7 separate regions of the Homo sapiens genome follow, and all the other regions are linked to region 5. A link is a loop called in an ENCODE intact Hi-C map of the cell type or tissue named here. Cell type or tissue: mammary epithelial cell. All regions are shown on one strand.

Region 1 (4,000 bases), 390 kb before region 5:
TTTCCTCCTTTCAGATATTATTGGGATGCAATGTGTTGATTGATCTGCTGATATTCAAACAACCTTGAAATCTTGGAATAAATACAACTTGGCAATCTCATCTTTTAAAATAAATTGCTAATGTGCTAATATTGCTAATGCTAATATTTTGTTTAGGACTTGTCCTAGTCTGTTTGGGCTTCTATAACAAAACACCATAAACTGCATAACTTACAAACAAAATAAATTTATTTCTCCTATTTCTGAATACTTGGAAGTCCAAGATCAAGATGGCAGCAGATTCAGTGTCCAGTGAGAGCCAGCTTTTGGTTCATAGATGATGCCTTACAATGTGTCCTCACATGGTGGAAGGAAAAGGCAGTTCTCTAGGGTCTCTTTTATAAGGACACTAATCCCACTGATCTAGTTACCTCCCAGAAGCTCCACCTTCCAATACTATCACACTAAGGATTAGGTTTCAACGTATGAATTGGGTAGGGAGTGTACAAACATTCAGACCATAGCAGGACATTTTTACTTAAAAAATATTTACTTTATCAACTATTCTTGGATTATTTAAGCACTAAATTAATCACTGTCTAAGCAGAAAAATATAGGATCATTTTAGACTTGCAAGAAGGTGAAATTTAAAACAGGAAATTAAATTTATTACAAAGTTGTTAGGAGAGTTAGAGGAACAAAAAAGGAAAGATTAATTACCCAATGAAGGTAAATGAGGGTTAGAGAAGCAAAAGAAAAATGATATTACCTGATGCCTATGTTTGCTACGATTCTGAGGCTGCTGTAGCTGGAAGGAAGTTGACTAAGCAGTTACTCTTCTGCTAAGCATCTACTCTCACAGGTGGCTGCCACCATGACAGCTAAATCTACCATGGCTGGTTGAACCGACAGAAATTAGAAACAAATTGCTTCTATTCCACTAACTGTCCAGTCTCTTGTCAGTGCCTCACATTAGCAGGAACAAACAGGAAGCCAGATGGCAAGGAGATTATGAAATATAGCTTGCAGACTTCCAGCCCCAAAGATAAGTGTATACAGGGCAAGTATGGAGTAGAGAGAAAACATTAGACATCACAGTATCAAGATTTATACTAACCTTATAGAATGAGACAGAGAATGTTCTTTCTTTTTCTATTCTTTGAAAGAGTTCATGAACATGAAACTATTAATTAATATTTGCCAGAACCAACTGATAAACCATCTCATCCTGGTGTTTTCTTTCTATAATGATATTTTAAGCTACTGATTAAAGTTTTAACTACTACTTCACTACTGAGGTTCTATTTCTAAAATGTGACAAAAGATGCGGATGATCTAGCTATTGTTCTGACTTATTCTCTCATTCTCTCTGTTTCCTAGCCTTTTTGAATCATTTTAATACATTTTTACTGTATTTTTTGTGCTTCTGGACACACTTTCATGTATCTAAAGAATTCTGTGATATTTGTGAATTCACAAAGATCAAACTTTATACACATATCTAAACTTACACATGGAGTGAAAAGAAGCATTCCCTAAATGTGAGAGATTATACATGGGGTGAATGCAGTTGTGAGCAAGGCTCACAAGGGCATGAGATCTGTGCAGGTCCACAGGGCCGTCTCTTGCACTGTAATGCTCTGCTGTTGCTGTCTTGGAGTTTTTAATTTTTGAACAAGAGGTCCCACATTTTTATTTTGCATGGGTCTCTGAAAAATTACGTAGCTAATCTTTTTGTGAGCATTGGGAGAGATAGATTTGGAGTTAAGCTTTCTTTTCCTTCTTTTCTTTGTAATTAACTGTGAAAATAAGAGTTCTTCAAAGACCTATTAATGGTATTATTCAAATATTCTTTAAGAGAGGAATTAGAATATTGATTTAAGAAACTTAGGTTTATAATTTAATAAAGGAAAATTGGGCTTAATATTGGGGTGGACTGTTCCACAAACCATGGGGAAAATAGAGAATTTTGAAAATCAAATAACTATGATCCTCAGTTCATTTTTATAGAATTTTACTACAGAATTAATTTAGGTCAATTGGTTGCTAATGGTTATGTCCACAAGTTAGAATAAGCTTTTAAAAGCTTTGGTTACAAAATGTAGTAGGCCCACACTTTATTTAACTTAATCATTATAATCAATGTTTTTGTATAAGCAGATAGATGCTGGTCTGAGAGGGTTTAGCATCTATAGAATTTGAGACAGTTGTTTTAGAACCAAAGATTGTAAAAAACCAGTTTGTGTATAGCCAGTTAAGACCTGTGCTTTCATAATATCTTTTGACATAGATGTATGTGGCCAAACATGAGCCAGAAGAGTTTCATCTCACAGGTAGTCTGAGGGCCTCCCATCAAATATTTTAAACTTAAGTTTTTAAAGAACACCCATCATTGGTTAAATGTAGATACCATATAATCCTGGAAGGTTTCTCTCACATTCTGATGCACATTTGGCCTCTCTGAACAAACAAGCTTTTGTTTGACCTTTACTTTATTTGTTTGGGTTTGTTTGGTTTAGCTCTGTTAGTCTTGACTAAATCAGAAACTGGTGTGCATGACTAAGAAATTCCTGGGGTATGAGGGACAGCTTCTCTCTCCAGGAAGTTATAATAATCTTGGAAGGTTTTTAGATGCCTATAAATTCTGGAGAGAGTCGAGGTCCTCATTGTATCTCAACCTCCTCAATTTGGCAAGTTCATAGAATTCTATTCTATTCTATTCTATTCTATTCTATTCTATTCTATTCTATTCTATTCTATTCTATTCTATTCTATTCTATTCTATTCTATTCTTTTGTGTGTGTGTGTAGGAAATGTCCTTGGGGAGAAAGCTCATCTGTAGGCCAACCTAGAAGGTTGGGCCATCCTGGAAATAGCATAATACCCAATTTTGATGGTAACACATTGGACCTTGTAAAAGATAGATAAAATGAATTTCTGGGCTAGTAAGTATTTTCTAGATAACTAGATTAGGACTCTGGAACAAGGGAAGGATAAAGTCTGCCTCAAATCAAGGGGAAAATTTTTTCAGTGAGAAATGAATTGACCCCAATATAGAAGTAAATCAGGATGCTGAAACACTTCTTAGATACTGATTCACAATTGCCATTTTGACCTACCTCCACATAAAAATGGCCCAAGCTACTTGGGAATGAGAGTTATAAATCTACCTTTCATATGTAAAATACCAAAATTAATATCACAATAGCTGAAATTTATTGAGAATGAGTGCATGGTGATCTTTAATGAAATAATTCATAATTCTCTTTAAGACTCATGAAACAGGCATAATTATTATCCTTATTTTAATGAAAAAGAATCAGAGAATTTAAATAACTTCACCAAGTTGGTGAATGGCAAAATCCACACTCATATTTGATCTCTGATAATAAGGTTTGGCTACAACTTTCAGCAGTCTTATTACATAAGTTTGACCCTAGTGAGAAGAGAGCCTTCTCCAAGTTCATTAGACAAGAGACAGAGTATTTCAAGCACTGTAGTCATAACTTAAAAGATGCATGTAGAGTACTTGATATCATCCCTTGCATAGTATAAACAGTCAGAAAATACTACTACTTACAATGTGGGGAAACTAGAATGTGAGGCATAAGAGCATAAATGTTAGATTCCAAATTCTGTGTTTATAACCCAGCTCTAGCTTGTATGACTTTCAGCAAGTTTCACTTTCCTTATCTGTAAAATGGGTATAATAATATCCCCCACTTCACAGGGCTTTTGTGGGAAGCAGATCAGATGGTATTATATTTAATATCATGGCACACAAAACATGCTCAATAAATTGTAGCTACTGTTCTTGAATCCATTATTGTTGTTGCTTTTAAGTCCACAAAGTCAATGCTAGTGCTTTTAAAATCATTGATATCGGCAACTACAGAGTAAAAAAATCAGAACAAGTAGCACAGGTGTGGTCCTCTTGAAGTGCTTAAGTCAAAGCGCATCTAGCCACCAAGCAGTGGAATTGAAAACAGCAAAAAGCCTAACAGTAACCAAGAAGGATGAA
Region 2 (4,000 bases), 370 kb before region 5:
TTGGAAGCAGATACTCTCCCAGTTAAGCTTGGAAATGATTGCAGCCCCAACCCTGATGGCTGACTTGTGAGAGACCTCCTTGATTCACAGGCACCCAGTTCATCTGCACCTGGATTGCTGACCCATGGAAATGGCGAAGTAATAAATGTTTGTTATTTTAAGCTGCTAAACCTCTGGATAATTTTTTATGCAGCCATAGACAACTAATCCAGAGGTGTTCCTTAGAAAACTATGTAAAATATCCCCACTGACACATACAATTCCCAGTACTCATTGTCCTCTTACCTTGTTTTTTCTCATTCAAGACATTTTTCATCATTCAAAGTATTATTATATGTTATATATGTGCTAACTTGCTGTCTGTCTCTCATTCCCCCAATAAAATAAGATGAGAACAGCATCTTATATCTAGGGCCCGAAACACTGCCTGGCCAAGCTACGTATATATCCATTACATATTTGACACCTTTATATAAAATTTGAAAAAAAAGTCTAGACTATAAGGCAGGCTCCTTTTAGCTAGATATATTCTACATATATTCAGACCTCAACTCAAGGACAGAGGCCATCACAGAAAACCAGAAGAATGAGAAATTCCTTAAGCTACTGTGTCCCTTTTTCCCTAGGATCAGGCAAACACACTACTAATTCATCATACACTTAAAAATATTTGGAAAGGAGGAATAAGCAGAGAAGACAACTACCTCTCTGGTCAAGAGGAGCTGTGAGGGCCTGATCCAGCCACAGGGTGAAAATCACTATGGGAACTCATTAGTGAGGGTTTAACTGAGCCATCAGAGAGGCAAGGCTGGAGCGAGGCATCCAAAGGGGCCAGGCAAGGGTGGAATGGAGGCTAGTCCAGAATTGGGACAGGGACAGAGGCGGAATCTGGTTCTTGGTTGAGCCACAGCTTCAGGAACCAGCAGCAGGCTGAGAGAGAGAGAGATGGACCCCAAGGAAGTTCTTTTTCTGCCCAAGCCAGAGTACAGGTCGAGGCATCAAGGCTGGAGTGGAAGGCTGGGAATCAGGCATTTTCTCATAGATTGTAGGACGAGTAAGAGCAGAAGGTACAAGTGAGATGACACGAGACATCTCCACGGAGCTGTGACTACAGATAGGTCTGCATACATAGACAGTGTTCATTCAAAGTACATTGTAGTAGCCGGGCATGGTGACACACGCCTGTAATTCCAGCTACTCGGAGGCTGAGGCAGGAGAATCACTTGAACTCGGGAGGCAGAAGTTGCAGTGAGCCGAGATTGCACCACTGCACCCCAGCCTGGGCGACAGAGTGAGTGAGACTGTCTCAAAAAACCAAACCAAACCAAAGCAAATGGTTCAATGGTTTTATGTGGGATCAATGGTTTTATGAGCAAGGTGGAAACCTAACAACCATTCATGATATCATTTTTATGTTAAGATGATTTGAGTATTCCAAGCAACTAATGCAAAAGCAGAAATTTTGAAGAATCCTAAATTTGAGTTTACTTGAATTAACAATTTCTGTCAATCGTGGAAGCTGCTGCTATGGCCCACTAGGTGGCAGTATGGGAGTGATTTGCTGGTTAACAGAAAATGGAATAGGCTTGACTCTCAAGCCACTAGTTTGTTTTTTTCCTAGCATTTAAAAGTTGACAATAGAAAATGTTCATGGAATAATAGATGGAAAGTCAGACAAGGACTATCATGCAAAGGCCATTGACATATAAAATAAAACCGTTTTACAAGCAGTTACCATGGAGCATTTTATAAAAAGTCAAAACAGCAAATAATGTCTGCTGTTCATAATAAATATAATGTTTTTAAGTGATTCTTCTGATAGGTGAATGTTAGACAGATATAAAATAGAGACAAGTGAGAGAACAGGACAACGGATACCTCTTTCCCAGACCTTGCAAAAACCAGGCTCCCTGAAGCCTCTATGTTGGGGTTTTCAGTTCCCAGATCCCTACTTCCTCTTTACCCATCCACACTCCTGGCTTCCCTGTGAGATGCTCTTGGCAGCAAATCCCTGACAAGTCACATCATTCAAGTATCTTAATTCACTCTTTCACTTGTATTTCCCTGAAATTATGGACAAAGACACACTAATATTTTGCAAGGTAAAATTTCCAATTTTTTTTTTTTTTGTATGATGAGTGCTTAGACTATTGCTGTACATGTTAAGCACCATTCAGGAATTTCCTGTCCAGGCCAGGCATGGTGGCTCACACCTGTAATCCTAGCACTTTGGGAGGCCAAGGCAGGCGGATCACTTGAGGCCAGGAGTTCAAGACCAGCCTGGCCAACATGGTGAAACACCATCTCTACTTAAAATACAAAACTTATCTGGGCGTGGTGGCATGTGCCTGTAATCCCAGCTACTCAGGAGGCTGAGGCAGAAGAATTGTTTGAACCCGGGAGGCGGAGGTTGCAGTGAGCTGAGATCGTGACACTATACTGCAGCCTGGGTCACAGAGGTAGACTCTGTCTCAAAAAAAAAAAAAAAAAAAAAAAGAATTTCCCATCCAATCAGGTTCTAAGGGAAAAGGGCAGAAAATGTGTCTTCTGGTTCCCTTTCATTAGTGTCTTTTAAGTGCTGGCTATGCAGCATATGCTCAATAAATATTTAAACCAATGAATGAATAAATAAATGGCTCAATATGATGGTGTGCATGGGATGCACAAGGGATGAATGAATAAATACACTCTGGCATTTAACATCTTGGAACTTTTTTTTTATAACATATCAATCTTGCATGATTCAAAATAGAACACTTTAAATTTAAATAAACCTTCAAAATGTCTTAACATTTTACATAGAGCAAATTACTGTTAATAATTTACAAAGTTTAGAAAGTTTAGTTTGGAAAGATTAGTTTAATCTCAAAATACTGATCTAGGATAGCAGGCTTTTTAAATTAGCAGTTACCTTCGAGATCATTAGGTCAACCCTCTTATTTTCAGATTAGAAACGAGGACTCATATTTAGTGCTTTTTTCTCCTTTTAAACAGATTGCTGCTCGAATTTGGCAAAAGCCATACATATGATGAGTATGTTAACTGTGATTGATTTTGCTGTTAAGAAATGTTTGTGAAGAATATTCTTGACAGTCTATATTTTTCATATGGTTGAATGAATTTGTGTAATATTAAGGCATAATTATTTTTGGAACTAGCTTTTTTTACCATCAAAATATAAAGTTTCATTCTTAGACACTTTTCAAATTGTGAAGCACTTTCTGGAGTGTTTGTATCAGCTTACTCTACTTTCTTTCCCCTTGAAGTTATTTCTCTTTTCTTAAAGAAAGTAGGTTAAAATGCTGCTTATTAGGAAAATTAGGCTGGGAAGAAGCCGAAAGATCTGTTAAATACCTCAAGTGAATTCCTGAATTCAAAAAATCTGAACATTATCCTTGAAAACAGCTGAAAGTAAAATAACAAAAACTACTTTTTGGAGAACATTTTTTTTTTTTTGGAATAGAAAAATGTTAACTCATTCACAGATCTTGCCCAGATGCAATCGCCTACTGGTCTGGGTTCAGCCTACACACAAGAACAAATTCTTTCCCGGTGCCTCACACTGTGAGGCTGCAGTCCAATCTTGCCAAGGAGCCAGGGGTTCTTGTGTATCTTTTTATTGCTTTAAATTATAAGTTTGTCATTTTAAATTGAACATCTTTTTACTGCCATAAATATCAGTGGAGCCTTAAATGAAATACTGCACGTACAATTCAGCTCTGAAGAACTATATCCATCCATTCATAAACAAGAGCTCTATCGAGCAGGTTTTTCCTTTAGCAGAAATCTCATTGTAGTTTTATGTATTTATGTATATGTAGTATGTTAGTCAGGGTTCTCCAGAGAAAAAGAACTTATATATAGAGAGATATGTAAGAAGGGATTTATTATGGAAATTGACTCATATGATTATGGAGGCCAAGAGTCCCTTGATATGGTGTCTGCAAGGAGAGCTAAGGAAGCTGTGTGAGGACAAAAGACCTGCGAACCTCGTGAGCTG
Region 3 (4,000 bases), 62 kb after region 5:
CCTTTCTGGAGCATTTGATAGTGAGGACTGGTATCAAGATAAGTCAGTTTTGAGTTCAGAATCTGGGGGTTACAGTACAGAAGCGGAGGTTTTCTGGGTGAAACAGAGAAATAGAGAACAATAGACGAAGGAAGAGAGATTGGGAAAAGCAGAGACCCAATTTGTTTCCCTACCCATTCTCCACTGGACTGTGCTTTGGGCCTAGCTCTAGGGGACTGTGGGAGAGTCAGCTTCTGAAAGATTAGAAAAATATCTGTCTTGTTTGTTTTTCAGGCCTTTCAATTCCTGAAATAACAAGAAGAGATGTGTAGCTGTGAAGGGAGGTTCAACCTCTCCTGGTCTTGAATCCCTTACTCAACTTCCCCAGGCCCTGGGTATATGGTTTCTCCTTAGGGCAGACCTATAAGGAAGTCAAAATGGGTATTTCCTGCATTGTCTCTCCCCACACCTTCTTCTCGGGAAGATCTTTAGAACACACCAATGCGTACTCCCATTTATTTAGAATTCAAATACAATGTCCTTCCAGTTCAATCATGTGTAAAATGGAGGTTTCCTGACTGCTTTCATTGGTGAGCATCAACAACACCAACAGGAAGAACAGCAGAGGCCACATCAGCCACAAGCCACCCTGTCATCTAATGAATGCCAATTAAGCGCCAAACACTACCCTAGGCATTTTATAAACATTAATCTGACAAATTTCTCACAATGATCCTATGGAATAGGCATTAGTACTCTCATTTGTTGGATGAGAGATCCAAGTCTGACAAAGAAAACAAGCAGCAACACAGCTGTTCTGTTTTCTGAATTTATCTTTTAACTTGATTCTCTTATCATCTATATGGAATTGAAAGCTTCTTGAGAACTTATTCTATTTTGAACTGCTTCATAGTACCTAGCACAGTAATTTATTTGGGGGTTTTCTTTACTTAATTATTTTAATTGACAATAAAACACTGTATATGTTTATGGTGTGCAACATGATGTTTTAATACATGTATACATTGAGGAATGGCTAAATCAAGTTATTTAATATATGCAATACTTCATATACTTATATTTTTTGTGGTACAGACACTTAAAAACTACTGTCTTAGCAATTTTCAAATATACAATATATTGTTATTAACTGTAGTCACCATGATATACAATAAATCTCTTGAGAAATTTCTCATTCCAAAATGGAAGCATAGAAGCTAGCTGGCACCACTCTCCCAACAGAAAACCAAAAACAAATATACAGCCCCAAGATTATCACCAGCAATAATATCCAAAACTAAAATATGAGAATGAGACAGTTCCTGAGGCCACAAAGAAATGAAGAAACTCAGAATCTCTTAGTAGACAGTAAGAGAATCAGACTTCCATGTCTGTGACATCCTTCCCCCAATCTGCCTAGCACCAAGTGCACAGAAAATTTTTCCCTGACTCATGGTTTCTCAAAAAGTGAGGTGAAGATGGACAACTGGCTTCCCCATCATCTTGGGTTTCCTGGCAGAAGATCTGTCCTTGCCTCAGCCCCAGGAATCAACAGGAGTGCCTGAAGGGAGAAATAGCCCTGAGGACAGCCAAAAACAAAGAGGGGAGGCAGGACTACCATCCTAGGCCTGGAAACTGCTCTGTAATTCAGCCAAAGGAGATGCCAAATCAGAGTGGCTATTCAGCAGCACCATGCTATAGGATTGTCCTGCAGGTTTCCTGGGCATGACACCCTAGCCAGTCTTCCCACTCTATCAGGATATTCCCTTTGGGACATTTACTAGAACCTAGACAACCTGTGCTTAAAGCACCATCTAGTGCTCAAAGGGAGGCAGTGACCTGGTCGGGGTTGGGAGGAAAGAGAAAATCAACTGGTAAATTATAAAGAAAGAGCACTCCCTTATTTACTGCAGCACTATTCACAACATACAAAATATTGAAATTAACCTGTGTCTATCAGTGGATGAATAAAGAAAATTTGGCTGCATATACACAATGGAATATTATTTAGTCGTAAAAAAGAATGAAGTCCTGTCATTTGCAGCAACATGGATAGACTTAGAGGTCATTATTTTAAGTGAAATAAGCCAAGCACAGAAAGACAAATATTGCATGTTCTCACTCATATTTGGGAGCTAAAACAGTGGGTCTCATGAAGGTAAAGAGTAGACTGGTGCTTACCAGAACCTGAGAAGGATAAGGGGAAGATGAAGAGAAGTTATTAATGGATACAGATATACAGCTTGATAGAAGAAATAAGACCTAATGTTTGACAGATAAGTAGGGTAGCTCTAGTTTATAATAATCCATTATATATTTCAACATAGCTAGAAGAGAATAATTTGAATGTTTCTAGAATAAAGAAAGACAAATATTTAAGATGATGTGTATCCCAATTACACTGATTTGATCTGTACAAATTATATGAATGTATTAAATTGTAACATGTACCCCCAAGACATGAGCATGTATTATGCAAAAATTTAAAAAATTGGCCATCACGAAAAAAGAGTTAGTGAATTTGAAGACAAGTGAACGAAAGTCATCTAAATTGAAGCACAGAAAAGGTAAATATTTTTTAAAATAAACAGAACCTGATTTACTTGTGGAATAATATCAAGCATTTAACATATATGTAACTGGAGCCCCAGAAAGAAAGGAGAGAAAAAAAAAAAGTCAAGCAAAAAATTACATTTGAAGAAACATGGGCCAAAATTTTTCTATATTTAAGCAAAAACAGATTTGGGAAGCTTAGTGAATTCCAAATAGGATAAAAACAAATAAAACCACAACTGGTAACATTATAAGAAAACTTAAAGAAAAAAAAATGAAGTGAAAACTCTTAAAAGCAGCCAGAGTTTCAAAAGATTCATCCCATAAAGGGATCAATCATAATAATTATGGTTTTCTTTTCTTTAGAAAGAGTAGAATCCAGATGACAATGGAACATCTATTCCTGGAAAAATTCTTTATGGTGGATTAGCTACTGGTTCAATTTAATGATATTTCCACTAAAACTATTTAAGAAACATCACATGCAAGTTACTTAAGAAGCAATATAACTTGGCCGGGTTCAGTGGCTCACACCAGTAATCCCAGTACTTTGGGAGGCTGAGGAGGGTGGATCACATGAGGTCAAGAATTTAAGACCAGTCTGGCCAACATGATGAAACCCCATCTCTACCAAAACATTCAAAACTTAGCCAGGCATGGTGGTGTGTAATTATAGTCTCAGCTACTTGGGAAGCTGAGGCACAAGAATCACTTGAACCCAGGAGGTGGAGGTTGCAGTGAGCTGAGATTCTGCCACTGCACTCCAGCGTAGGTGACAGAAGGAGACCTTGTCTCAAAAAAAAAAAAAAAAAAAAAAAAAGGAGCAATGCAACTTACTGGAAAACACCACACCATAAAATTATGATAAGATATAAATATTTTCAACAGAAAAATGAGACTCAAAGATGTTCTGCTAAGTCCGTTCTCATGCTGCTAAAAAAGACATACCCGATGCTGGGCTATTTACAAGAGAAAGAGGTTTAATGGACTTACAGTTCCACATGGCTGGGGAGACCTCACAATCATGGCAGAAGGCAAGGAGGAGCAAGTCACATCTTATATGAATAGCAGTAGGCAAAGAGAGAGAGACTGTGCAGGGAAACTCCCCCTTATAAAACCATCAGATCTCATGAGACCCATTCACTATCACGAGAACAGCACAGGAAAGACCTGTCCACATGATTCAATCACCTCCCACCGGGTTCCTCCCACAACACATGGGAATTCAAGATGAGATTTGGGTGAGGACACAGCCAAACCTTATCAGATGATTAATGGGTACAAAAAAATAGAAAGAATGAATAAGACCTACTATTTGATAGCACAATAGGGTGACAATCATAAATAACTTAACTGTATATTTTTAAATAGCTTAAAGAATGTAATTGGATTGTTTTAACGCGAAGGATAAATGCTTAACAGAATGGATACCCCATTCTCCGTGATGTGCTTATTTCACATTGCGTGC
Region 4 (4,000 bases), 330 kb before region 5:
GCTACTTGATGGCGAGAAGTAGAAAATAGTTGACTTCTATCCATTATTTCCAAAGCCGATGTGTAGCTGAATTCAAAATCCATTACTGGCATGGTATATTCACTGTCAGATGGGAAGATATTGGCCATTAGTAAGGATAAATAATTTACCTGAGATTCCCTTGAGCACTCAAGGTCAGGGAAAATTTATAACTAATGTGTTGAGAGTTGCTCGGACTACTGAATTGCAAATAATCCTCTATTTACAGGCCATTTTACCCGCCTCTTCTGAGACTAATAGTAATTATTTTAAAAAGAAATCTAAATAATTCCCTTTTGGTGATTTTACTTAGTCTATCTTTCTTCTTTTTTGGTAAATCACTAAAATCTGAGTTCATAGTTCATAAATGAGGAAGCATCAATATCTGTGGCCTTAAGAATGTGCTTATTCCTTTTTTCATGGCTCTCATCAGTCTCTTTTTGAGGACGGCTCAGTCACTCAATGCTTAAAATGGCTAGATGACCATTTTAAACGTTTTACCATGGGTCTTAGAGAGGATGTCACCTCAAATGATCTATGGACTATGAGCCTATTCCTATTACTCACTCCTTAGATAGTGAGGGGAACCAGGAGGTGTTTCCTCTCAGGAGCTTTACAGACAATGTGGCTTCAGGGTGTTTCTTTATAAAATGTAGAGGTAACTAGGAAGAGGGCCCAATGGAAGCACACTCCTTTGATATGGTGCTTGACAAACACATTTAAGAAAACCTAAGAGAATTGAGCAGGTGGCTGTGGGCTAGAATACTAGATGCAGGTGGGGTAAAAATAAAACCACAGATGGTTTATAAAGGTGACTCATCCTTCCCCCACCGTAACTCCTTTAGTTTTCTTTTCTTTCTTTTTATAAAACATTTTGATTGTGACATCTCCACTAAAAGTGCCCAATCTCTAAATTCTTCTAGTCAAGGCAAGAAGGTTATACCACAGGAAATCCATTTCTACAGTCTCTTCTCATTGCCATATCTGATTTTAAAGACTTTTTTTTCTAATGTGGAAATTTTTGCATGGCTCTCCCCCACCCCCCAAACACGGATTTTATACCCCCCCAGAAGCAAACTTTTCTTGAAAACGAGATAAACAGATCACACGCCGAAATAAACAAATACACTGCACCAGAATATCATACTTGCCTTCTATCACTTAAAACAGATCCAGGGGACACAAGCATAGCACACACCTTGTGCATGCGGCTGGCCTGCACAGGGGGTGGTTGGAATATCCGGTAATTAGTTTTACATGAAACTTTACTTACGGAATTGGCCTGCATATATACAGTCATCACCGTCTTTGCCGAATTAGAGACGACATATTTTACTCTGTGAACAGGCCAGTCTCCACTCACTGGATGTTTGGGGTCAAGGAGGAGTAACCTGAACCTCTCGTTGGCTTTGATGTTTGGAGTCGAACATCCGCACTGCTCATCGAAGACCCCCGTGCTTCAGTTCCCTCTGTCTTCCATTTCCCCCGCCCATGGTTCTCGCCCCCCCAAGCCGTTCTCCGGAACCCCTTGCCGGGCCGGCGGGAAGCGTGGACGGAGCGGGCCTTGGCCGCGTCTTTTCCGGCCAGGTTTGGTTTAGCTCGCGCAGCGCCCGCGCAGCCCGCCAGGGGGACCCCGGCCCGCCGGGCGGCATCTGAGGAGAAAGCGTCCGAGGGGCGTGGAGCCAGGGTCCTGCGGTGCCTGCTCCGGGAATACTGCGAGTCGGCTGGAGCTCCCCAGCCGCTCCGGAGAACTGGGGGAGCCGGGTCCCTGGCTCGGTAACCGGTGGTCCCGCGGTAGCTAGAGGCGGGCCCCACGGGTGGGTGTGTCCGTTTCCGCACGCCAGCCTTCCAGCCCGGGAAGAGCGCCTGCAAGCGGGTACTTTGTTCCCAAAGATGGGTTTTGTCTGCGGGTGATTTGGGCTCTCGAAGTGCAACTTTGTGGCCGGGACGCGGATCGGCCGGCCTGGGCTCCTGCAGAGCAGATCCTGTCTGCGTCCTCCAGGAGGAGTGGGTGGCAGGACTGGGGTTTCCCACAGGTTTTGGGGCGGCGGCGAGATTGGCACGGTCCGGGGTCGCAGGCGCGCAGCCACGCCCCTGGAAGTCCGCCCCGGCCCCCGCCCCCAACCCGCCTCTTCGGGGCTTTATGGCGTGAGGTTTGGGGCTGGGATCCATCTGGAGCCGAGCAGAAAACTTTTCCCCTCCCGTTCCCGGTCCCTTTTGTCTTTCTTGGACGCGGTGGCGGCGCCGCCTGAGCGGCGACTCCCTCTCCCCTGCCCGGCTTGCTGCGCCCGGTGCCCTCCGAGGGCAGGCGCGCCTGGACTCTGCGCCCGGATGGCGGCGGCCCTCTGTGAGCACCGGCAGCGGCGCATCCCCTGCCCCGAGGCCTCCGGTGCCCCCCCGGCGCGGGCATAGGGGCGCCCCCACCCTCCGTCCGCTTGCACCCCTTGCCACCCGCCCCCTCGCCTGACTCATCCGCCCGCGGTGGCCGCCCGAGCCCTGGGATGGGGAGGGAGACCGCGGCTGCCCGCGGCGGCCGAGATTCCCGCTGACGCCCCCGACCCTGCCGCCTTCTTCGTCCGCCTCCAGAGGCGCCCGACGTCCCGACAGCTCCTGGAGTGAGACCAGGACTGAGAACAGGGAGAGGCGACCCGACCCCCAGGGCCCGGTGCTCAGGACAGGTGAGGGGAAGGAAAGGGTGCTGACGGGAGTGGGGAGGTGGGTGGGCGGCCACCGCAGCCGAAACCGGGCACTTCTTCAGCCCTCTGCCCTCCCCTCCCCTCCGCTACAGCCTCCAGAGTTAGGTAAACGCTGTCTCTCCTAAAGTTTGGGAAATAAACCAAGTCCGCCATCAGGTCCAGACTCCCCAGTCCCGGGAGCGCGAGAGAAGCCGTGCGGGGCAGCCTCCAAGAACCCGGAGTACTGGAGCGCCTGGCTGGGTTTCTCCAAGCAACACCCTCCTTTGTCTCGGTTCCTGAGAGTCAGCATTCTCTGTAATGTCCACAGCGTTAATTCATGATTGAGCAAAGTATGGTCAGGGTTTCGTAAAGCAGTATCTGGATGGGGTAGAATCTACACAGGCAAAATGGAGAGGCAAAGCAATTATTTGCAAAATTCAGCACTACTCTTCTCCCTGTAGTCTTGTCTGTAAGAGAAAGGACTGAGGGCTTCTAAGATTTGCTTCATTAATCATTCTTTTGCTATAAATTGTTCCAGCCAACACTTCACATTGTGTAGGCGCAAGCTCTCTGTGTGTATTTACCGCTGTTTGATTTAGAAAAATGTGTGTGTGTTTGTGTGTTTTTTTTAAATAACAATTCATTGTTCAGTACCGGGCATTGGTAATGTCGGAGAGAAAGGCAGATGCAGCACATACAGGTAATTGACTAATTGGAATCAGCCTTAGTCCGGTCCACCTTAGTCTGGTGTATTTAAAAACTAAATATGTTGGACTAAAGTGTCTCTTGCCTTGTCTCTTCTGAATACCTTCAGAAGTAGTTATGGACAACTGCATAGAAAACATTTCAAGAATCGATGATTATTCTTGTTTATAAGAAAGAATATTGAACTCTCGGTTTTGCAATCAAACCAAGTTTGAGGCACACTTTCTATAGTGCTGTATGCATAAATATTACCAGAGCTTGTGAAAGCTATTTACTTTGTCGTTTCTTGAATTATGGAACACTTATAAAAAGACCTTCAATTTGTTATTTGGCTACTGATACTAGAAAGCATTATCATTTTGTGAAAAGTAGACTAAATTTTGAAACTTTTTAAACCTTACTTTATTTTCCCACTGTTTACCTACACAGAAGTATGTAGTTGTAGTTTCATTCTTTATAAACACCTCAAGTGAAGAATAGAAGTCCTTCTAAACAGAAAATAATGCTTCCATTAAGTGGAAACTATAGTTAAATGCTTTGACAATTTAACAGTATGATTTTTTTACTGTAAAAAACACACACTGAGGTGTTTAGAATGATTT
Region 5 (4,000 bases):
AAGATTTATGTCCATATATCCAAAGGCCATTGTCCTACTTGGTAAGTGTGAAAGCTGATTGCAAGAGGTATTGTGGTATTCTAGCTTTCATATGTTCTGTTTATGTAGCCAAATTTCCATTATTTTGGTAATGGAGGACAGGGAAGAAGTATAATAGATAATTGAAATTCACAGATAATCCCCAACCCAAAATCTTGGCCAGTAGTTACTACCTTAATGCCCACAAATCTTTGATCAGAGCATCCCAGCAAGAAATCAAATTGCAGAGCCACGCAGCTTCAATGGTCAACTTCTTTTCATTCTTCCAACAAACCTGCCAACCTTCTATTTTTCTCCTGCTATTCACCCCACCACTGCATCAGTTTTCCAGCATAGACACTTACTTAGCAAAACAGCAGAATTCGTGTGTTAGGAGGAAAGAGAAAGAGAAAAGAATCTGCAAAGCTATTCTCCTAAAAATGGAACATTGTCTTTGTACTTTAAGCAACTTTAGCAATGGGCTTCCTGAGTTGATTTTGGTCTCTCACAGGGCTTCCCATGTGTATTTGATTGATGGTTGTGCAAACTGGTTAACTAGCTAAAAAGACAGGAACCACTTGTTGTTGGCACCCTCTAAGATAGCCCCCAAGAGCTCCCACAAATACACCCCCTATAGCCAAGAAATTACAACAACAAAAAACTTTAAAGGGACATTGAACAACCTGTATTTTTAATGGCTAGCACTTGATCATTTTTTTAGTAGATTATTCTGTGGACAGTTGGGTTTTTTGTTGGGTTTATTTATTTTTTGTTTTGTTTTGCCTCCAAAGGACATATGCCACTAACGATATGTTCTACTTATTATCCAAAATTATTTGCCTCAGCCATTTGGGCAGGAAACACAGAGAATTACTCACAATACCATCACCAGTCATCTCTAGTAAGGAAATAGCGAATTTCTTCCTTGGCTCTTATCTCCAAGTCATTCATTCATCAGATCTCTTTATTCTTTTGTGCTGTGTCTCATCTTCTGTCTCTAATATCACAGCTGCCATTTCAGTCTGAGCCCTTATTACCTCTCTTGTGATTTCCAGCACTTTCTAATTCTCATTGTCCTTTTCCCCTCTTCTCCCCGTATTAAATCATTTCATTCCATTGTTTAAAAACTGCAGGTCTGTAATTACGCTCTCCAGGGACCATGGGCTAACAATAAAATGTTACTAACACTGTTGAACTCCAAAGGGAGTCCCTGACCAAAACTCTGGTGCTTCTGAATTGTTAAAGACAGGGTTGCAACTTAAAATTTGGAAATAAGTACAGTAAGTGAACATCATTTTTTATTCCCCAATGGTAATGCTGTAGTAATAAGCATTATTTTTCAAATGGATTACATATCTGTGTAGGATATGCATGTGTTGGAGGCTTTTCCTTAACAGTTTTTCCTTTCTTAAGGGCCAGAAGAATGGAAGTAAACCTCCCCCTTATAAATAAGAAGAGTCATTCAGAAATAGAGTGTTGCAATGAAGTCCCTGACTCTGAAGACTGACTGTGGAGTTCAAATCCCAGCTGCACTGCTTACTGGCTATGTAGAAGTCCTTCTGCCTCTATATATTTTCCTTATGTGTAAAATAATAATAATAATAACTATTATAGTGTTGTGAGGATTTATACAATTCTCATGTAAAATAAGAAAGAAAAATAAACTCATGCTAATCTCTATGACACACGTAGTTCAGTGCCCTGCCACATAATAAGCACATGGTAAGTGTTGCCTGTTACCATCATTTTCAGTCTCATTAACAAAGAGCATACTGGGAACTCACAGTACATGAGGGTCATAGAATGTCAAGGTTAAAGGAATTTAAGGGACTTTCTCTTTGGTACAATCCCCCTTCCTCCACCACTGGCCACCCCTAATTTTACAAAGGAAGAAAACAATTTAATTCAGAGGGTTTTTTTTTTTTTCCAAGAAGTGATTGTTTATTTTTTACTTTTTCTTTGTAACGCAGTAGACACTGGTTACCTCCGTACAGTGCTGCTCTTACTTTTTGGTGCCACCAAGTGGCCAAGTTTAATGGCGCAGTGATACATCCCCCAGAGGGAACCCCAATTTTTATAGCATAAGCTCTGTTTCAGACAGCCTTCAAAAGCTTTTCAATGCTCATCAATTAATGAGTAGTACTCTGGGTTGAGCAAGGAAGCAAAAGTTACCAGTGGCTCTCCAGTACACTGGAAATGAAGAAAATCATTCCTGAAAAAGAGAAGTAGTTAAGTGTTGGTGTTGGCTGAGCTTCAGCCCTTCCTTCCATGCCTGGAAAGCACTTTCTTATTTCTGAGTTTTAAGAAATGCATGTCTGGTCTTCTGGATAGACAGGAACCATTAGTAGTGTAAACAATATACACATTTTGAATGAACGCTCAAGTGCTAATAACAATATTTGCCTGGAAATTTGATGACCAAAGTGAAATATAGCTCTCAAAGAAAAAAATCTTAAAATAAAAGAATAAACATAAAATTTTAGCCAAAAAATTGCCATAGTGAATAGTCACTTTCAAATTGTTCATCTAATAACATTTTTAACCTTTTCATGAACAGCAGAATATAATGGAAAAAATTTTTTTCAGAAACATGTCTTTTACAAAGAACTTTGTACCTTTGAATTTATAGATTTGGAAAACCTAAAAGAAACCTTCAACTACTAAAAGTGATGGGCAGTCTAGACTCTAGAACAATCAATTCACCATTTTTTGTTTCATTTCCAGCTTCTATATAATGAAAATTATTTTTAAAAATCTTATTTTTTGGTAAAGTCTATTGTTTTAAGCTTTGATTAGTGAGAATGTTATGCATTTGAGGTGTCTCATTTTTCCCTAATCCTTTTTTCTTTTCTTTATAATCTTTTACATTCTTTATTCTATCTTGGTCAAGGATTATTCATTCTGGATATTATTGTATACAATTTTTTAGTTTTTCCTTCTTGTAAAATTTTGAGGTGAAATTTCACTTTGTAAAATGTTTCCTTCAAAATAAAAAAAAAATCCAAAGAGGATTTTTGTTCTTAAAAGACTCAAGATCTAAACAGAATTAAATCACTGAAAATTAAATATAGTTCCTAAAAATTATATTTTGAAAATATAAATGGCAGTATACCAAACAAGTCAGTGAAGAGAATTATGGTATAATTTAATTTTATTTCCTCTTATATTATTATTTAAAATTTTATAAACATTTGTAAAGTTATCTAACTCATGAATCTACTAATTCATGGTAACTACCAATCTAGGTTTTTATTTGACCATTTTAAAGTTCATAACAACTGTTTTGCTACATAAAGTTAATAGCTCTAACAATCCCCATTAATCTGAAGCATTTTAGTCTTACAATAATAAATACTTCAACTGAGAGAATTTAAACATTTAGCTGATAAGGAAATGTTCACATTACATTTGAAATGGTTATTATGCTTGAATGTGACTATTCAGACACTGACAATAAATACAAATGACAAGTTTTGTTCACACTACTAATGTTGATTATATTGATTAGAGACAATGAAAACTACGTGATGATGATTTGTTCATGGAGAGTTCAAGGATGCCACAAATGACACTACAATGAGCCTTTAGCTACTTGGCCTTCCAAAGCCCAAAGTCAAAGCAAACTTGAACTACAAATTGGAGCCAAACTCAAGGCCAACACTTGACTTTAGTGCAGCCCTTATGAAGGTACTCTGGAAGTGTGATACAGGGGTAATTGTCCAGGCAATGGAGTCATCCAGATTCCAGTCTTACCTCTAACTTTTTCTACTTGTTTAATCTTAGGCAAGTTGCACAAGCTCTCAGGCTTCAATTTCCTCATGAAAAAACAGGAACAATAAACTCAGAAGACTGATTGAGGCTGCGCAGATAATGCACTGAGCACAGGGAGTGTCCTGTAGTATACACTCAGTAAATCCTAGTTTACTATAGTTACTGTGATCATCTTCAATAATATTAGGATCATAATATCTACTTTGACGAG
Region 6 (4,000 bases), 400 kb before region 5:
AGTAAGTAGGCAGAGCCACTGACCCAGAATGCGGATCCTAGATTTTCACATTTTGAACTTCAGTTTCATCAGGAACTTAGAACTTAGGTGATTCAATTCTCAGGAATAACTTTTTTTTTCTTTCTTTCTTTTTTTTTTTTTTTTGAGACGGAGTCTCGCTCTTGTCACCCAGGCTGGAGTGCTGGAGTGCTGGAGTTCAGTGGCGCAATCTCAGCTCACTGCAACCTCCACCTCCCGGGCTCAAGCAGTTCTCCTGCGTCAGCCTCCCAAGTAGCTGGGATTCCAGACATGCGCCACCATGCCCGGCTAATTTTTGTATTTTTAGTAGACACAGGGTTTCACCCTGTTGGCCGGGCTGGTCTCGAACTCCTGATCTCAGGTGATCCACTTGCCTTGGCCTCTCAAAGTGCTGGGATTCCAGGCGTGTGTCACCATGCCCGGCCCGGAACAACTCTTTTTTGTTTGTTTGTTTGTTTTGTTTTGTTTTGTTTTTGAGAGAGAGTCTCGCTCTGTCGCCCAGGCTGGAGTGCAGTGGCTTGATCTTGGCTCACTGCAAGCTCCACCTCCCAGGTTCACACCATTCTCCTGCCTCAGCCTCCCAAGTAGCTGGGACTACAGGCGCCCGTCACCACGCCCGGCTAATTTTTTGTATTTTTAGTAGAGACGGGGTTTCACTGTGTTAGCCAGGATGGTCTCGATCTCCTGACCTCGTGATCTGCCCGCCTCGGCCTCCCAAAGTGCTGGGATTACATGCGTGAACCACCATGCCCGGCCAGGAACAACTGTTAAGTGTCAAACTCAGAAATGATTGTTGTGTATGTGATTCACAATGTCAATTTATTCAGTTACAATGAAAGCTGTTTCTATCTGTTTCTAATTAATGGAAGATTAATCTAAGTTACTGCTTTCTCCTTGCATCAAAGTCCCTAATCCTCAATTAGTATTTAAAATTATGTTTCAAGAGTTCACAATTTGGTTAACGGGAACTTGACAGTTGCATCTATACTAGAGAAGCATTTTGGTTTTATATTACGGACCAACTCCATTTGCTTGGGGTGCTGGGTTGGAAAGTAGTTCAAAATGACATTTGAGGCCAGTGAAAAGGAATGCTATGATTGAATGACAGTGTCTTACACCTGTCCAAGACTGCTAGTGTGAGCTGAGCTTGCTGTGTATTTGACATCTTTGACTGAGGCTATTGATGAAAAGCTCACAAGTATCCTTGACCCACAATGTATCACAACATTCTGGTCCCCTCACTCTAGTAATTAAAAAACAGGTGTTTTCTGGCTGCATTGCCTCTTTCCTTTAGACAAAGATCGAAATAATGTTATTATCTAAAATATTACTCTCTTACACAGATTACCACCTTTTTGTGACCATGTTTTTTTGTGATAGGTGACAATATCCTTAAGTAGGAAGTTGCTTTCTTTAGTTATATTATAGTCCTAAGAATAGCCCCAGTGATGCTTCCACAGTTTCCATAAACATTTTTAAAAACCAGTCCTGAAAGATGTAGGATAATATTTGATGTTGACATATGATTAATTCAATGAGGACTGACTCTATTTTATAATTGCCAGAAGTGAGTGGATTGTGTCACCAGATTTAGGGGCACTCCACACCACTTTATGCTGAAAACTTGTTTTTAGTGCTCCATACTACCAAAGACTTCATAGTTTGTCTCGTGAGTCTCTAAACTTTTCTTGATAGGGATTGGCTTTTGATGTTGCGGAAGTCTTATGCTATACGGGTAAGGAAAGACACTCACAACATGGGCCTTATGCACACAGCATCTTAGCAGTGGGAGCAGAGCCTGCTCAGGCTTCAAGACTGACCAGAAGAGGGCAGACAACCTCTTGGATTACCTTGATTTAAGTGATTGCCTCTCCTCTGTAAAGGACAGAGATTTCACCCCCAAGACATTCCTTTGGTGTGACAGTAGGGACTGAGAGATACAGATTTGAAGAGCTAGTAAGCAAGAATACATTATGATTTTTTAAATCATAGTTTCATATTTTTAAAAGGAGACTGCTTACTTAACAGGATAACTATTTTTCTTCTTTAATTTCAATTTGGATGAGCTCAAGGATGCTATGCCATACTTATTATACTAGACTTCAAAAGGCTTTGTTTAAAGCAAAGCAAGCCTAAAATCTACACAACTCTGAAAATCACTTCAGAGAATCTTGAATAAACTTTTCTTCAGGGTATTTCAGACTAATCTAAGAAAATATTTGCTTGAACACTGTGTGTATTTTTTAAAAGGAATTCTGTTCAGCCCCTCGTTATTAATGTTTATTTTATTTGTGAAGTTCTTTAGACTCTTCAGAAGGAGGGTTAATGATTAAGAACCAAGGTAAAACATTGTTTCTTTTTTATTCTTATATTTCATTCAACTGAAAAAGATCTTAATCATTAGCATGACATATTTATTAATGTTTCTAATTTCAAGGATTAATTTTTATTTTTGCAAGGATTAATTTTTTTTTTTTTTGCAATATGGCTGTTAGAATGACCTCAAAATTATATAACTCCCTGCTTTTTGGTTGTGTAAAAATTTGTACATGATTGAGTATTCTGAATGTCTCGAATGCCTCCAAGTCCTTCATCTCCAGGGTCAGTTTGCCCTTCAGTATCCAACAATTATAGTCCAATCTTGCATACCTTGATTATTTGCAGGCAATTTATTTATTGTTATTGTATTTCTTTCCTATAATATTTTTGAATTCCAGGAATGTCTAATTTTTCCATACATTTCTCTGATTTTTTTTTTTTTTTTTTTTTTTTTTTTTTTTTTACGGAGTTTTGCTCTTGTTGCCCGGGCTGGAGTGCAACGGCACGATCTCACCTTTCCGCAACCTCTGCCTTCAGGGTTCAAGCAATTCTCCCGCCTCAGCCTCCCAAGTAGCTGGGATTACAGGCATGCACCACCACATCCAGCTAATTTTGTATTTTTAGTAGAGATGAGGTTTCTCTGTGTTGGTCAGGCTGGTCTCGAACTCCCGACCTCAGGTGAACCATCCACCTCGGCCTCCCAAAGTGCTGGGATTATAGGCGTGAGCCACCACGTCCAGCCTCTCTGATTATTTTTTTATCAGTCTGTATCAGTTACAAAGTTTTCAGCTTCAACTGGCATAAACCTGACTCAAGTTGGGCTTCACTATTGAAGGTATTGACTCACATCAAGGCACTGCAGAGGTAGGGCATGCCTCAGAGGTGGTGGTTTGATGAGATGGACTTGGGTTCTTTTTGTCTATCTGCAACTACATCCACTAGATAAATTGCATCCTAAATTTCTCTTGCGGTCATAGGATTGTAGTCAGTAGCATTTGGGAATACAGGCTTCCATTTTCAAGTCTAAGAAGAAAGAACTTGACTGTTTGTAACTTACTCTTAAGAGTTAAGATATTTCTTTCCTAGGAGACCACAGCAAAACTCTCCTCATCTCTCATTGGTTTAAATGAGCTTAGGCCTTTCCACTGACAACTTCCAGCAAGGGGAATGGGATTATCATAATTGGCCCATATTAATCAGTGATCCTTGTCCCCCCTCTCCCAGACCCAGGTGGGGTAGAAAATGGATATTGGGTAGTCAGTCATTCCATATCATGCTGCTATGGACTGATGTTCTGGGCTTTTCTATTTGTTGCCCCTTACTGCATTATACCTGCTTTCTAGGCTGCTGCCACTTCCCTGCCCTTCTTGACCCTAGGCATAGACATAATAGTAAAAATGGCAAGTTTAGTTTTCCCAAACATAGACACATCAGTAAAGACACTTGGAGACTGCAATATGGGAAACAAAAACATAATACTGAGTACTGAGGTCTTGCCTTGTCTCTTTCTCCTGCCTTGCCTTCTCCTGCTTCCTGTCACCCGCTTCTTCCCTTCCTCTTCATTTCCTGAGGCCTCCTCAATTCTTGATGCAAATCAGTATCCAGGTGGCCCACGGGGTCCCATGGGGGACCATGTTGGTGGATGAAAAGAGAATGCCAAGAA
Region 7 (4,000 bases), 190 kb before region 5:
TGATGATGCAATTATCACAATGAGGAAGAATATGTGAGGGCATTTAAAGAGTCATTGTGGACTGGGCACAGTGGCTCATGCCTGTAATCTCAACACTCTGGGAGGCTGAGGCGGGTGGATCGCTTGAGGTCAGGACTTCGAGATCAGCCTGGCCAACGTGACAAAAACCTGTCTCTACTAAAAATATAAAAATTAGCTGGGCACGGTGGTCGGTGCCTGTAATCCCAGCTACTCAGGAGGCTGAGGCAGAAGAATCACTTGAACCTGGGAGATGGAGGTTGCAGTGAGCTGAGGTTACGCCACTGCACTCCAGCCTGGGCGACAGCATGAGACTCTGTCTCAAAAAAAAAAAAAAAAAAAAAAGTTATTTGACTGCTCACTGTGGCTGATGCATCCAGAATTTTTAAGTATACTGATGAATGGCAAAAGGAGGGACAAAGGCAGGATAAGAGCAAAAGAAGGACAAATGAGAATTACGTTAGTAAGATTCGATCCTAAAATGTGCTGAGGTCTACTCATACTAAGGATTAAAAAGTATTTCAAACCATGGAAAGGAAAGGAGAAGGTCACTTTTTTGGGGTTTTGTGGTATAATTTTAACATATAGCAATCAGTGGCATTTCTCAGCGTTTTCTTTTTCTTTTTTTTCTTAGGTCTTCTCTATCAAGGAGAAAATTTTCAAACTGTAAAAAATAAGATAAACATAGGCAGGAAGGAAGTGGAGCCCAAGATTTAATAAGAAAGTAGTGGAGCACCTGAATACGTTTCTGTATCTGGAGACCATGCCACAGGCCCATAGCCTGGAAGTTTTTAGAAACACAGAATTCCAGGGCCCACCCTAGACTCCTGAATTAGGATCTGCAGTTTAACAAGCTCCCCAGGTAATTCATATTTTAAAAGCAATGGACTCAACAATGGAAGTCTTCAGACTCTGGTGAAATGAAACAACTAATAGCTATAATTCCTTGAATGTTGTCAAATCTTTTAAGAACACAGCAGAGAGGCCTAAAGATGGGCAAATATCCCTACTTACCAAGAAATGTACATTCTAAAAAATGCAGGGTAATGATATTTTATACACTCATAGAAAGGAACATTTGTAGGGATTTAAAATAATATGACCTTTCTGAAAAGTAATTTGGCAATAGATACAATACCAGCAATCCATTTCTAGGAATCTGCATTAAGGAAATAATGTGAATTGAAAAACAAACTAAGAAAATGCTGTAGGTTCAAAGATACTCATTTCACATTGTTTAAAATAATGAAAATTTGGAAGAATCTAAACATTTAGCAATAGAGAAGTTATTAAGTATAGCAGATGCCAATGTGATACTGAAAGAATTTTCTTCTTAATGTACAAAAGCACTTGAATACTTGAATGCACATACTACAATGTCAAGTTAATAAATAAAAGCAGGAATAAAACTTTAAGGACCAAAATAAGAATGATTTTTTCTTTATACTTTATAGTATTTTCTACAAAGAGCACGTCTATCATAATCAAAGAAAAATAAACATTATTTTAACATATATATAACACATGTATAAAAGCCTGAAAATATAGCAAAATATTACCAGTTTTTGTTCACCCTCTATGTAGTGGGATAATCAAGTTTCTACACATTTCTCTATATTTTGCACATATTTATAGTACAAATAATAATAATTAATATTCATATTTATAATCAGAAAATATCTTTTTTCAAAGGGAAGCCATAATATTTTGCATAAATTACCCCCAATACTTAACAACTGTGTAAGAATTTTGAGATTGGCATTTGAGGGAACTCATTACTTAGAAAGTGCTTTCATTTTGGCACAGTCTCTGGCTCAATAAATACTTACACAGCAATGAATATTTAATTAAGGCTATTATAATCACAGAAGTGCATAAAGCAAAGGAATTTTTAGAGAATTAAAAGAACTTGTCCAAAAAATATTGATAAATGGACTCATGTCAAACTGAAAGGAGGTTTCTGATGTTATGCCAGGTGGTTTTGCCTTGTGAAGTGTTTTACTTGGATGATGACAGAGGCATGTTTAGCTCATATGACTGTGATGCAACCCTAGGAAAGCTAGCAAGAGGCTCTGTGACAGAATCAAAATTAAACATCTCAAATCAATTGAATATGATAAATACAATGGAAAAGATTTAAATAGTAAAATAAAATAGATGGTTTAAAACATTTATAACTACAAATTATCCTTGTTTGCAGATGATATGATGTTATATTTGGAAAACCCTAAAGACTCCACCAAAAATCTATAAGAACCAAAAAACAAATTCAGTGAAGTTGCAGGATACAAAATCAACATACAGAAATCTAGCATTTCTATATGCCAAGAGTGAAAAATCTGAAAAAGAAATTGAGAAAATAATCCCATTTATAATAGCCACAAATACAGTTAAATACTTAGGAATTAACCAAAGAAGTAAAAGATCTCTACAATGAAAACTGTAAAACACTGATGAAAGACTTTGAGGAGGACACCAAAAAAACAGAAAGATATTTCATGTTTATGGATTGGAAGAATCAATATTGTTAAAATGTCCAACTACCCAAAGCAATCTATAGATTCAGTACAATCTCTATCAAAATAGCAATGATATTCTCCACAAAAATAGAAAAAAATCCTAAAATTTATATGAAATCTCAAAAGACCCAGAATAGCCAAAATTTTTCTGAGCAGAAGAACAAAACTGGAGGAATCATATTACTTGACTTCAAAGTATACTACAGAGCTGTAGTAACCAAAATAGCATGGGACTGACATAAAAACAGACACACTGACCAATGCAACAGAATAGAGAACCCAGAAACAAATCCACACACCTACCGAACTCATTTTTGACAAGGATGTCCAGGACTGAGGAAAAGAAACTCTCTTCAGTAAACGATGCTGGGAAAACTGGATATCCATATGCAGAAGAATGAAACTAGACTCCTGTCTCTTGCCATATACAAAAATCAAATCAAAATGGGTAAAGACTTAAATCTAAGACTTCAAACTATGAAACTACTTCAAGAACACATTGGGGAAATGCTCCAGGACATTGAACTGGGCAAAGATTTATTGAGTAATACCCCACAGGCAAAGGCAACCAAAGCAAATATGGACAAATGGGATCATATCAAGTTAAAAAGCTTCAGCACAGCAAAGGAAACAATCAACAAAGAGACAACCCACAGAAGGGGAGAAAATATTTGCAAACTACCTGTCTGACAAGGGATTAATAACCAGAATATATATATATAAGAAGCTCAAACAACTCTATAGGAAAAAAATCTAACAATCTGATTTTTTTTTTTTTTTTTTTGAGACGGAGTCTCGCTCTGTCGCCCCGGCTGGAGTGCAGTGGCGGGATCTCGGCTCACTGCAAGCTCCGCCTCCCGGGTTCACGCCATTCTCCTGCCTCAGCCTCCCAAGTAGCTGGGACTACAGGCGTCCGCCACTACGCCCGGCTAATTTTTTGTATTTTTAGTAGAGACGGGGTTTCACCGTTTTAGCCGGCATGGTCTCGATCTCCTGACCTCGTGATCCGCCCGCCTCGGCCTCCCAAAGTGCTGGGATTACAGGCGTGAGCCACCGCGCCCGGCCCAATCTGATTTTTTAAATGGGCAAAAGATCCAAATAGATATTTCTTAAAAGAAGATATACAAATGGCAGACAGACATATGAAAATGTGCTCAACATCACTGATCATCAGAGAAATGGAAATCAAAACTACAATGAGATATCACCTCACCCCAGTTAAAATGGCTTTTATCCAAAAGATAGGCAATAACAAATTCTGGCGACGACGTGGAGGAAAGGGAACCCTTGTTAGTGGGTTGTAGTGGTGTGAATGTACAATCACTATGGAGAACAGCAGGGAGGTTCCTCAAAAAACTAAAAATAGAGCTACCATATGATCCAGCAATCCCACTGTGAGGTACATAACCAAAATAAAAGAAATTAGAATAAATTGAAGAGATACCTGCACTCTCATGTTTGTT

What was found. Peaks named below come from ENCODE experiments on the same cell type or tissue, not always from the same donor. Only the 100,000 strongest peaks of a DNase experiment are listed, where the experiment ranks them.
Region 1: it touches region 5 in a loop (4-fold over the local background); 11 of 110 quality-filtered maps call a loop at or near these places.
Region 2: a loop joins it to region 5, with 13 times the contacts of the local background. A loop is called at or near these places in 67 of 110 quality-filtered maps.
Region 3: a loop joins it to region 5, with 7 times the contacts of the local background. A loop is called at or near these places in 3 of 110 quality-filtered maps.
Region 4: it touches region 5 in a loop (15-fold over the local background); 23 of 110 quality-filtered maps call a loop at or near these places.
Region 6: a loop joins it to region 5, with 13 times the contacts of the local background. A loop is called at or near these places in 10 of 110 quality-filtered maps.
Region 7: a loop joins it to region 5, with 2.7 times the contacts of the local background. A loop is called at or near these places in 6 of 110 quality-filtered maps.

What each region holds. Positions count from the first base shown.
Region 1 is chr6:130,305,668-130,309,667 of GRCh38, forward strand. LOC112267974 (a long non-coding RNA gene) reads left to right here and starts at 2,814. Exons shown (of 3, transcript XR_002956398.2): 1 at 2,814-2,924. It also overlaps a transcript of SAMD3 not described here. In mammary epithelial cell, no CTCF peak of the experiment used is centred here; a DNase peak (open chromatin) is centred at 2,424.
Region 2 is chr6:130,321,330-130,325,329 of GRCh38, forward strand. LOC112267974 (a long non-coding RNA gene) reads left to right here. Exons shown (of 3, transcript XR_002956398.2): 3 at 1-2,173. It also overlaps a transcript of SAMD3 not described here. Among named protein-coding and RNA genes, the nearest start is that of TMEM200A, 43 kb to the right of the region's middle. In mammary epithelial cell, a CTCF peak has its summit at 1,529 (motif pointing right); no DNase peak of the experiment used is centred here.
Region 3 is chr6:130,758,418-130,762,417 of GRCh38, forward strand. All of the region lies in intron 1 of LOC105378003 (a long non-coding RNA gene), which reads right to left. Among named protein-coding and RNA genes, the nearest start is that of SMLR1, 67 kb to the right of the region's middle. In mammary epithelial cell, a CTCF peak has its summit at 1,802 (motif pointing left); no DNase peak of the experiment used is centred here.
Region 4 is chr6:130,363,829-130,367,828 of GRCh38, forward strand. TMEM200A (transmembrane protein 200A) reads left to right here and starts at 2,189. Exons shown (of 3, transcript NM_001258277.2): 1 at 2,189-2,696. It also overlaps a transcript of SAMD3 not described here. RefSeq lists a silencer at 1,623-1,722. In mammary epithelial cell, CTCF peaks have their summits at 1,652 and 2,610; DNase peaks (open chromatin) are centred at 2,053 and 2,983; H3K4me3 peaks cover 2,168 bases; H3K27ac peaks cover 1,502 bases.
Region 5 is chr6:130,696,087-130,700,086 of GRCh38, forward strand. No RefSeq gene overlaps it. Among named protein-coding and RNA genes, the nearest start is that of SMLR1, 130 kb to the right of the region's middle. In mammary epithelial cell, a CTCF peak has its summit at 2,041 (motif pointing left); no DNase peak of the experiment used is centred here; H3K27ac peaks cover 260 bases.
Region 6 is chr6:130,292,144-130,296,143 of GRCh38, forward strand. It overlaps a transcript of SAMD3 not described here. Among named protein-coding and RNA genes, the nearest start is that of SAMD3, 71 kb to the left of the region's middle. In mammary epithelial cell, a CTCF peak has its summit at 1,833 (motif pointing right); no DNase peak of the experiment used is centred here.
Region 7 is chr6:130,501,321-130,505,320 of GRCh38, forward strand. No RefSeq gene overlaps it. Among named protein-coding and RNA genes, the nearest start is that of TMEM200A, 140 kb to the left of the region's middle. In mammary epithelial cell, no CTCF peak of the experiment used is centred here; a DNase peak (open chromatin) is centred at 2,021.